Regions from separate parts of the Homo sapiens genome. Here region 2 is linked to region 1. Evidence: chromatin contacts called from ENCODE Hi-C or POLR2A ChIA-PET data. All regions are on one chromosome and are shown on one strand. The core of a region is the stretch at or near the end of the contact, and the rest is flanking DNA. Distances in the headings are between cores, read along the strand shown.

Evidence for each region. Hi-C counts contacts between places; a loop is a spot of excess contacts on that map. ChIA-PET counts read pairs that join two places held with the same protein, here RNA polymerase II (POLR2A). Pooled maps may share reads with other maps.
Region 2: a pooled map shows a loop between it and region 1 (2.7-fold over the local background). The contact joins two enhancer-like sites. A Hi-C loop is called at or near these places in 1 of 50 pooled maps. POLR2A ChIA-PET finds 5 or more read pairs at or near these places in 2 of 52 experiments (IMR-90 and T-cell).

The regions. Positions count from the first base shown.
Region 1 is chr1:243,285,283-243,290,010 of GRCh38, forward strand. SDCCAG8 (SHH signaling and ciliogenesis regulator SDCCAG8) reads left to right here. Exons shown (of 18, transcript NM_006642.5): 5 at 990-1,115. Among named protein-coding and RNA genes, the nearest start is that of SDCCAG8, 32 kb to the left of the region's middle. RefSeq lists an enhancer at 1-275. Within about 2 kb of position 2,574, at least 7 of the 41 ENCODE cell types and tissues checked have a DNase peak (open chromatin) inside an H3K27ac peak, as active enhancers do; they include IMR-90, where a contact is called at or near this core.
Region 2 is chr1:244,317,503-244,322,230 of GRCh38, forward strand. All of the region lies in intron 1 of LOC105373262 (a long non-coding RNA gene), which reads right to left. Among named protein-coding and RNA genes, the nearest start is that of SPMIP3, 33 kb to the right of the region's middle. RefSeq lists an enhancer at 2,030-2,439. Within about 2 kb of position 2,034, at least 9 of the 41 ENCODE cell types and tissues checked have a DNase peak (open chromatin) inside an H3K27ac peak, as active enhancers do; they include IMR-90, where a contact is called at or near this core.

The DNA of each region.
Region 1 (4,728 bases), core at 1,324-3,823:
AATTCTGTGTCTCAGCGTCCACCCATCTCTTCAGTTTTGGGGCAGCAGTTTTCCCTATGACTTCATTTCTCTGATGGATCTAAGAAGAGTTGTTGATTTTCAGTTTGTTCAACATTTTTCCTGTTGGGAAGATGGGAGTGAGGTGTTCCAAGCTCATTACATTCCAGACTGAAAATTCAAAGTCCACAATATTTTTTAAATTACAGCTTTTTATTATAGCTTTGGGTTTTTAAAAAATAATAATTGAGAGGAATTTTCACATGTTGTACAATAGCTTTTGATTGCACTAGTAGTGAATATTAGGTTAAGTATTATATGATTGATATGTTGATATTATTGAAACGTTTTTCCAGAGACTGAGGTGCCACTCAATAGCTATTCTAATGATTGTTGACCTGTAATTTCTTATGTTACATCCTGTAATTTTAATTGTTATTGATTTGTAATTCTTTATATTACACCCTGTGAGGCCAAGGAAATACTCTTTCACAATTCTCCATGAAATGTTTTACTACAATTCTCTCTTATTTGGCTACCATTTCATAGATAATCATCACTCCCGTCTATGCCTTTCTATCTCAGAGCCTCCCTCTATTTAATCTTCCATCAGTTTTTAACAAGTTGATGGTATTTGATCATGAGTAATAATATATCTTATTTTTCAGAATCTACTCCATTCTTTAAAATCTCTTGGATAACCCTTTTAATTAAGGCTTTTCTTTGAGCCTCGATTCCTTGGAGAAAAGGAAATTGTCAGAAACGACACACTTCTGTGATATGCCACCAGCAGGCCCATTACTATATACCCCAGCCTTCTCTTTGTTATCTAGCTAATGTTAGGCTGCCTTGTTTGTCTAAACATATAATTATATTTCAGGAAAAGGAGAACATAAGTCTTCCGTACTTTATATCATGCTGTGCCCTCTAATAATCAACAAATAAAAACACTGCTTAATAATGCTTAATGTGTTTGGTTTTGTTTATTATAGGAGGAACTCTCTGGAATGAAAAATAAAATACAAGTAGTTGTGCTTGAAAACGAAGGGCTCCAGCAACAGCTAAAATCTCAAAGACAAGAGGAGACACTGAGGGAACAAACACTTCTGGATGCATCCGTGAGCATTATTTTAAATCATAAATTTTATTTTAGTGTGAATATTCCCTTCTGCCCTCTCTCCTCGCCTTCTTCGCTGCTTAGATTTTCTCCCTGAAGTGTGGCCAAAGTACTATGTTGGTATTTGTTTGAGACCTCAAATATCAAACTTCACTGTGGTGGAATGAATCCTCAGATGAAACGATCTTGTGATATTTTGCTACAGTTTCCTCTCTGAGCATACCGTTTCTGCCTTACCATATGGAAAGAGCCGGTCTGAAAGCAGGAAGTGTGTTATACAGGAAGGACTTTGCTAAGTCTAGAAACCGTTCAGAACTTTAACTTAGATTTCTGTTGGATTTCTCTAAATTTTCCTTGAGGTCTGAAATCTAATAAGTCTAATTAGCTGCATGATGTAGCAGAAAAAATGTTGGCCTTAGGATCCAAGAATCAAAATGTTAGTCTTCCCATTTCCCTAAGAAGGCTGGTGTTTAGCAAGTAATTTTAGAAGGTTTTACATAGCTTAATCACGTATGTCCTTTATTTCTTTATTGGTAATTTGAGAAGATTAACCTATACCAGGAGTTTTCAGTGCAAATTCCTGGACTCCATCCCCTGTGAGTCTGATTCACTTGGTCTGGTTGGCTTCTAGGAATCTAAACTTTCATCAAGTTGCCTAAGTGATTCTAATGTCAGTGGCCCAGAGTTTGAAGAACGTTGGGTCAGATTATCTCTATAATTCTGTGACAGAGAATTATTGTGGTGACATTTAAATAGTGCTTAAATCTTATGACTTATCAGAGTACTTTTGTCTTAAACTTTTTGTAACTGTTTTGCTATAAGATATAGTCACAGCTTGTTCTGCTTTTTGGGACAAATTCAACTTTCCATGTGGAAGTTTTCATACTTGCCTATTCCAGCTTCACTTTGCAGTTTACTTTGGTGGTTTTGACTTTGTCGTCATTAGTAAATCAGCTGTTAAGAAAACATGAAAGTCTTGATGTTTCATTGGGATATCCTCTAATTTTCGTTTTTGAAGTTTTTTTTTTTTTTAACTTGAATTGATAGTTGGTTTATAATCCTGGAGTTGTATATGTTAGGGTTTGCTATTGAGAAGTATAGGAGTGTATTAACTCTGATAAATGAAGTGGGCTAATTAGTATTTCAGTTTAATTTTCTGCAATTGCATTTAAGTTTGTGATCAGTTCTTTTCTCCTCACTGTATAACTTTTTCCTGAAGATTTGTATAATTATTAGTGGTAAAAACTCCATCTTAGTTGCTTATGATTTTAATGTCAATTTGAGGAAGATATCACCATATAGAAAATACTTAGAAGTAGCTTATTTTAAAAATATTCATTTGCTTTTCTTCCAAACACGTGGTCACTTAGCAAGCAGTGATTCAATTATTCATAGTCCTCAGTATTTATGTAATGCCAAAGAAGTGGAAGAAGGGGAAGTGAAGTGAGAAAGGAAATTAGGCAGACAAGTGAATCAGAGGGCAAGAGAAATGAGTAATGCAAAAGGGGAAGGAAATGATGGTCAGAGCACACATGCCTTGCAGCATGAGCAAAGAAAATGTGCTAAACAAAACTACAGTCAGAATCATAGAAAGGATAAGGTTTTAGAGAGGTTTTGTTGTTTTTTAAACATTCATGTGAGCTAAATATAATGCAGGTATTGAAATGATTACTGCAGATATGCCAGATGACCTTGATATCTATTTTAATGTTAATCTTCTGTTATTTGTTGTTGTTGAATTGTTACCCCCACGTTTTACCTGTGTAAGTGAATTGAAATATTTCAAGGCCAGATACAGTGTCTTACGCATGTAATTTCAGCAGTTTGGAAGGATGATCACACGAACGGATGGATCACTTGAGCCCAAGAGTTCCAGACAAGCCTGGGCAACATAGTGAGACCCCATCTCTCTAAAAATAAAAAAAAAATTAGCCGAGCATGCTGATGTACACCTGTGGTCCCAACTACTTTGGAGACTGAGGTCAGAGGATCCCAGGAGGTCAAGGCTGCAGTAAGCCCTGATCACGCCACTGCACTCCAGCCTGGGCAACAGAGTGAGACCTTGCCTCAATAAAAACAAGACAAACAAAAAACCAGACATTTCAATAATACATGCATGGTGCTGTGTTACAAGTTGTAACATGAATAAAAATGTTTAGGATATCTTAAATATAAAAAATCAAGAAATATCTTCTTTTGGGGGGAAGGGGTTTTTGTAATGAGTCAATTAAAATGTTGGTGCTAAATCTTCCCTTGCTATATTGAAGTTTGCTGATTTCAATATAGATTTTCAGTGTTTCATAATGCCTTTTAAGAAAGATAATTGAGGTGGCCAGGCGCAGTGGCTCACGCCTGTAATCCCAACACTTTGGGAGACCAAGGTGGGTGGATCACGAGGTCAGGAAATAGAGACCATCCTGGCTAACATGGTGAAACCCAACTCTACTAAAAATACAAAAAATTAGCCGGGCGTGGTGGTGGGCACCTGTAGTCCCAGCTACTTGGGAGGCTGAGGCAGGAGAATGGTGTGAACCCAGGAGGCAGAGCTTGCAGTGAGCTGAGACTGCGCCACTGCACTCTGGCCTGGGCGACAGAGCAAGACTCCATCTCAAAAAAAAAAAAAAAAGATAATTGAAACATTTATATGGTGTATTAGGTTCTCTCAAAGGACAGAACTAATATGATATAATATATATATATGAAGGGGGTTTATTAAGTAGTATTAACTTATTAACTGACACAATCACAAGGTCCCACAACAGGCCATCTGCAAGCTGAGGAGCAAGGAAGCCAGTCTGAGTCCCAAAGCTGAAGAACCCGCTGTCTGAGGTACAAGAACAGGAAGCATCTAGCACAGGAGAAAGATGTAGGCTGGGAGGCTAAGCCAGTCTAACCTTTTCATGTTTTTCTGCCTGCTTTATATTCGCTGGCAGCTGATTAGATGGTGCCCACCCAGATTAAGGGTGGGTCTGCCTTCCCCAGCCCACTGACTCAAATGTTAATCTCTTTTAGCAACATCCTCACAGACACACCCAGGATCAATCCTTTGCATCCTTCAATCCAGTTAAGTTGACACTCAGTATTAACCATCTCATATAGTAATAACTAACATTTATTGATGACTACATGGTTATAATGTGCGAGGCACTGTGTCAAACTATTTACGTTATATTACTTCAGATTTGCAGTACCCACACAAGGCAGGTGTTATTATCTCTGTTTTCAGAGGAGTAAATTAAGGTACACAGCTGTTAAGTAACCTAAGTAATTGGCCTAATGTCACAGAGCTAGATAATGGCAAAGCAAGGATTCAAACCCAGGACTATCTAATTCTCTAAATACACCCCGTAGAACCTTAAATTATACCGCCTTTCTGCATAAGTTAGGAAGAGCTTGTCGACATTGAACCAAACCATCTTTGTTTGCAGAGGATAGAAGTTTTCCCTGGCAGAAAAGAGAAGAATCTCCTTTTTATTGTCTCCTGCTTGTAGCCCTGGACTTTGATGGTAGCCTGTAAGACTTTCAACTTTTGGTCTAGTTTATGACCTAGAAGTTAAAGAAGCAAGCCATTCAAAGTATATTTCATTCCTGTCCTGATTTTTCATCACTTTGCC
Region 2 (4,728 bases), core at 784-3,283, 1.0 Mb after region 1:
GGTGCATGCTGCCTGCTTGGACATATAGTCTCTCTTTTATGATTATTTAAGCTGTACTTACATTTCATGCTTCATGGCAGAATTATTTAACTTAAGGGCCTTAAATATCAGGATTTGTGGTGGGCCCAAAAGGCAAGGAATGGCATGGGGAACACTGTCTCCCCATGGGTCGTTTTTCTAGAGACAAATGTACTAACCTAGATGGAATAATTCTCACACTGACTTTAGAACAGAATCTGTAAGTTCAGGGTACAGAAGGTTGATCATTTTGGTTAGAAATACTTGAGAGGGGCCAGGCACGGTGGCTCACGCCTGTAATCTCAGTACTTTGGGAGGCCGAGGTGGGTGGATCACGAGGTCAGGAGATCGAGACCATCCTGGCTAACACGGTGAAATCCCGTCTCTATGAAAAATACAAAAAATTAGCCGGGCGTGGTGGCGGGTGCCTGTAGTCCCAGCTACTCGGGAGGCTGAGGCAGGAGAATGGTGTGAACCCAGGAGGCGGAGCTTGCAGTGAGCCGAGATCGTGCCACTGCACTCCAGCCTGGGCAACAGAGCGAGACTCCATCTCAAAAAAAAAAAAAAAAAAGAAAGAAATACATGAGAGGGATTGTTGGATAATCCTACTCACCACGAATCTGGAAGAACGATGTGACACTGCATTAAATTTAACATTTCACCTTGGTAGCTATGCCAATCACTTGGTAAGTTAGTTACCATTTGAGGTTCCAAAAGTAGGTAAAAAGTGAATGAGCCAGGCTCAGTGGCCGAGGCTGAGGCAGGAGGATCACGTGAGGCCAGGAGTTTAAGACTAGCCTGGGCAACACAGCAAGACCCCATCTCTTAAAAAAAAGAATGAAACCACCCTTCAACCATTCTGGTTCTATTCATAAAAGAGTTTTGTGGGGAGGGATAGTTCCTTTTCACAGAGGGCACTGATTAAAAAGCATTGATCAATAATCAATGATTATTCATTTATTCATTTCGGACCTGGCTAGGCCTTAACGGTATTTTTTACAGGAAGTCTTTGCCACAGAGGAATTTGGCCTATGATTTCACAGCCACTGATAGGGCGTCCAGGTTGCTTGGTTTCAGTTGGGCTAGGCCATCCCAGGTGTGAATAAAAAGAAATGGTCTCAAAGTTCAGCCTAAACCCATGGGCCGTGAGGCTGCACGGGGCCATTTTCACTCCCAAGACTGGAATACTGTGTGTATGGGAGCCATTGTCCGTCATGGTCTACAGCGATTCCAGTGCCTGCAGTTGGACTGATGTTCCCAGGGTGCTCAGTGCAGTTAACATCAGCCTGTGTGCAGGGAAGCCCAGAGAGGAGGCCTGAGTTTGTGGTTTGGGGTTTTGTTTTGTTTTGTTTCATTTTGCTTTTAAGTCAGAAGAAAAATAAATCAATTTTTTAATTAAATGTTATCACTACAAGAGTGTAGTAATCTGCTTAAGACTACCTTGTGATTTCCCTCTCTCCCAAGGTTCTTAACAGTAAAAGAACATTGGTTTTTGAAGATAGAAAAGAGAGGGAGGTCTAGGTTGTGAGTTGCATGAATCCCATTTGCACATTCTTATGCCTCTGAGGTACAGAGGCGTTTGTACTTGAGGGTGGCAAGATTTAACAAATAAAAATACAGGTGCCAATATTTAATTCAAATTAAACTTGAATTTCACATAAATAATGAACAAGTTTTGGCATAAGTATATCAAATAAAAGTTTAACAAATATTTAACAAATAAAAATTTAACAAATAAAAATACGGGTGCCAATATTTAATTCAAATTAAACTTGAATTTCACATAAATAATGAACAAGTTTTGGCATAAGTATATCCCAAATACTGCATGGCATCGTGCAGAGTGTGTTCCAGATCTTGCAGGGGCCTGTATTTTATCTGGCAACTCTATTGTCTTTTCAAGTGAAAACTGTGTGGTTATGCAAAGGACCTTGCAAGGCGAGGGGACCAGCAATTTGCCTGCCCATGACAATCTGAAAAGGGGTAGTGAGCTCCAAGAACTGTGATAGGAGGGATAACAAAGAGGAAGACAGCTCAACAAAATCAAACCATCTCGTCAAATACAAATAAATGTAAAAGGGAGTTTACAAAATTCTATCAGTCAAAACACACTGATAGAATTGAGTTGGCAGACAACTGAAACAACATGCAATTGACGGCTTACAATGAACAAGCCATGATTTACAGTCCAAGAGGAGCAGGATGAGGCACGATGGTGGTGGCCATGTTGATTTCCGGTGAGAAATGGAGGAAGTTAATGTTGGCCTGTGGTTTTAGAATTTGTAAAGGTTGAGCAAGCCTCCACTGTGATGACTTTACTCTCTGTGGGAAGACTGTTGCTCCATGAGAGAGGCCCTGACTCAGTGCAGAAGGGAGATGAGAAGAAGAATATAAAAGACATTAAGAAATGACAGCCCTGAGGAAGGCAATCATGACATCCAACCTACAAATCCTCTGAAAACTTAAACTTGCCTTCCCCGGCCAGGACGCAGGCCAATGTATATTCACACACATCAGGGGTTTCCCTGATTTCTAAGTCCCTGAAGAGGCTCGGTGGTGTTCTCAGTTCTAGGTGTGATTTGACAAATTTCTAATGAGAAAATTATACATGAAAGTGTTATTTTTGACCATAAGCAGTGGTTTATGCCTGTATTCCCAGTGCTTTGGGAGGCTGAGGTGGGAGGATTGCTTGAGGCTGGCCAGGAGTTCCAGACCAGACTGAGCAACAAAACCCCGTCTCTACAAAAAACTAAAAATAAAACGTGAGGTGGGGCACAGTGGCTCATGCCTGTAGTCCCAGCACTTTGGGAGGCTGAGGCAGGTGGACTGTTTGAGCCCAGGAGCTCAAGACCAGCCTGGGCAACATAGTGAGACCCCCACCTCTAAAAAAAATAATAATACAAAAATCAGCTTGGCATAGTGGTGCATGCCTCTAGTCCCAGCTACTTGGGAGGCTGAGGTGGGAGGATCACTCGAGCCGGGAAGGTCAAGGCTGCAGTGAGCCAAGATCACACCACTGCACTCCAGCCTGAGACACAGAGCAAGACCCTATCTCAAAAATAAAATAAAATAAAAATTAGCCAGGCATGATGGTACATGCTGAGGAGGCTGAGACTGGAGGATCACTTGTGGCCAGGAATTGGAGGCTGCAGTAAGCTGTGATCGTGCCACTGCACTCTAGCCTGGGCAACAGAGTGAGACCCTGTCTCTTTAAAAAAAAAAGCGTTATTTTAAAAAAAGCTCTTGCACCTCAGTTTTTATTATTTGCAAATCCCTACTTCACTCTGACTTTTGATCACAAACTTTCAATGCATTGAATATAGAATCTAATTCAGAAGAACAAGTTCTGTGACCTTGGCAAGTCACTGCTGTTTCCTTGGTTTCTGTCTCTAAAACACAGGGGGATGGACCAGCTGATTATAAGGTAGCGTCCATCAGCCTGGCTAACATGGTGAAAACCCATTTCTACTAAAAATACAAAAATTAGCCTGATGTGGTGGTGTGTGCCTGTAATCCCAGCTACTCGGGAGGCTGAAGCAGGAGAATCACTTAAACCTGGAAGGCGGAGGTTGCAGTTAGCTGAGATCACGCCACTGCTGCACCCCAGCCTGGGTGAGGCCTGAGGTGAGACTCTGTCTCAAAAAAATTTAAAAAATTAGAAAAAAATTTGTGTCTAACATGCTCTTCTATGACTCCATGATTATGGAAAGTGTATTTTCTGATGGCCCAGTCTACATTTAGGAGAGGATATTCAACCTTTTTATTTATTATTTATTTATTTATTTTAATTTTTTTGAGATGGAGTCTCGCTCTGTTTCTCAGGCTGGAGTGCAGCAGCGCCATCTCAGCTCACTGCAACCTCCGCCTTCTGGGTTCAAGTGACACTCCTGCCTCAGCCTCCTGAGTAGCTGGGATTACAGGTATCCACCACCACATCTGGCTAGTATTTTTAGTAGAGATGGGGTTTTGCCATGTTGGCCAGGCTGGTCTTGAACTCCTGACATCAAGTGATCTGCCCGCTTAGGCCTCCCAAAGTGCTGGGATTACAGGCATTAGCCACCGTGCCCGGCCTCAATCTTTCTATTTAAAAGCGTCATTATTCCTTATTCAGAAAATAGGGTGATAACTGTAGCACCTTCCAAGTACAACCATAAATAGGATATTACCAGAAAGTGATTACGGCATGAAGAATTCTAAAATGGTCCCCATGATCTCTGTCCCCTAGTATTATCCTCAGGTTATATAGCAAGGATGAAGGACTTTTGCAGATGTTCCATCAGAATCACTGATGAATGCAATTCTGCCCTTTGCATTTCATCCCTTTGGCATAAGGCCCAGATGCAAATAAAGCTAGTGAAGAAAGTAATAGGTAAACCTTGCAAGTCATTCATTCTTCACTGTGGATAAGGTTCCAGGTGACTTTAAATTAACCAAAAGAATATCCTGAGCAGGCCTGACTTAATCATTGGAAGTCCTTTGGAAGAGGAGAACTGGGCACGGTGGCTCAAGCCTGTAGTCCCAGCACTTTGGGAGGCTGAGGCAGGGGGATCACCAGAGGTCAGGAGTTCGAGTCCAGCCTGGCCAACATGGTGAAACCCTGTCTCTACTAAAAATACAAAAATTAACCAGGCATGGTGGCACACGCCTGTAATCCCAGCTACTTGGGAGGCTGAGGCAGGAGAATTGCTTGAACCTGGGAGGCAGAGGTTA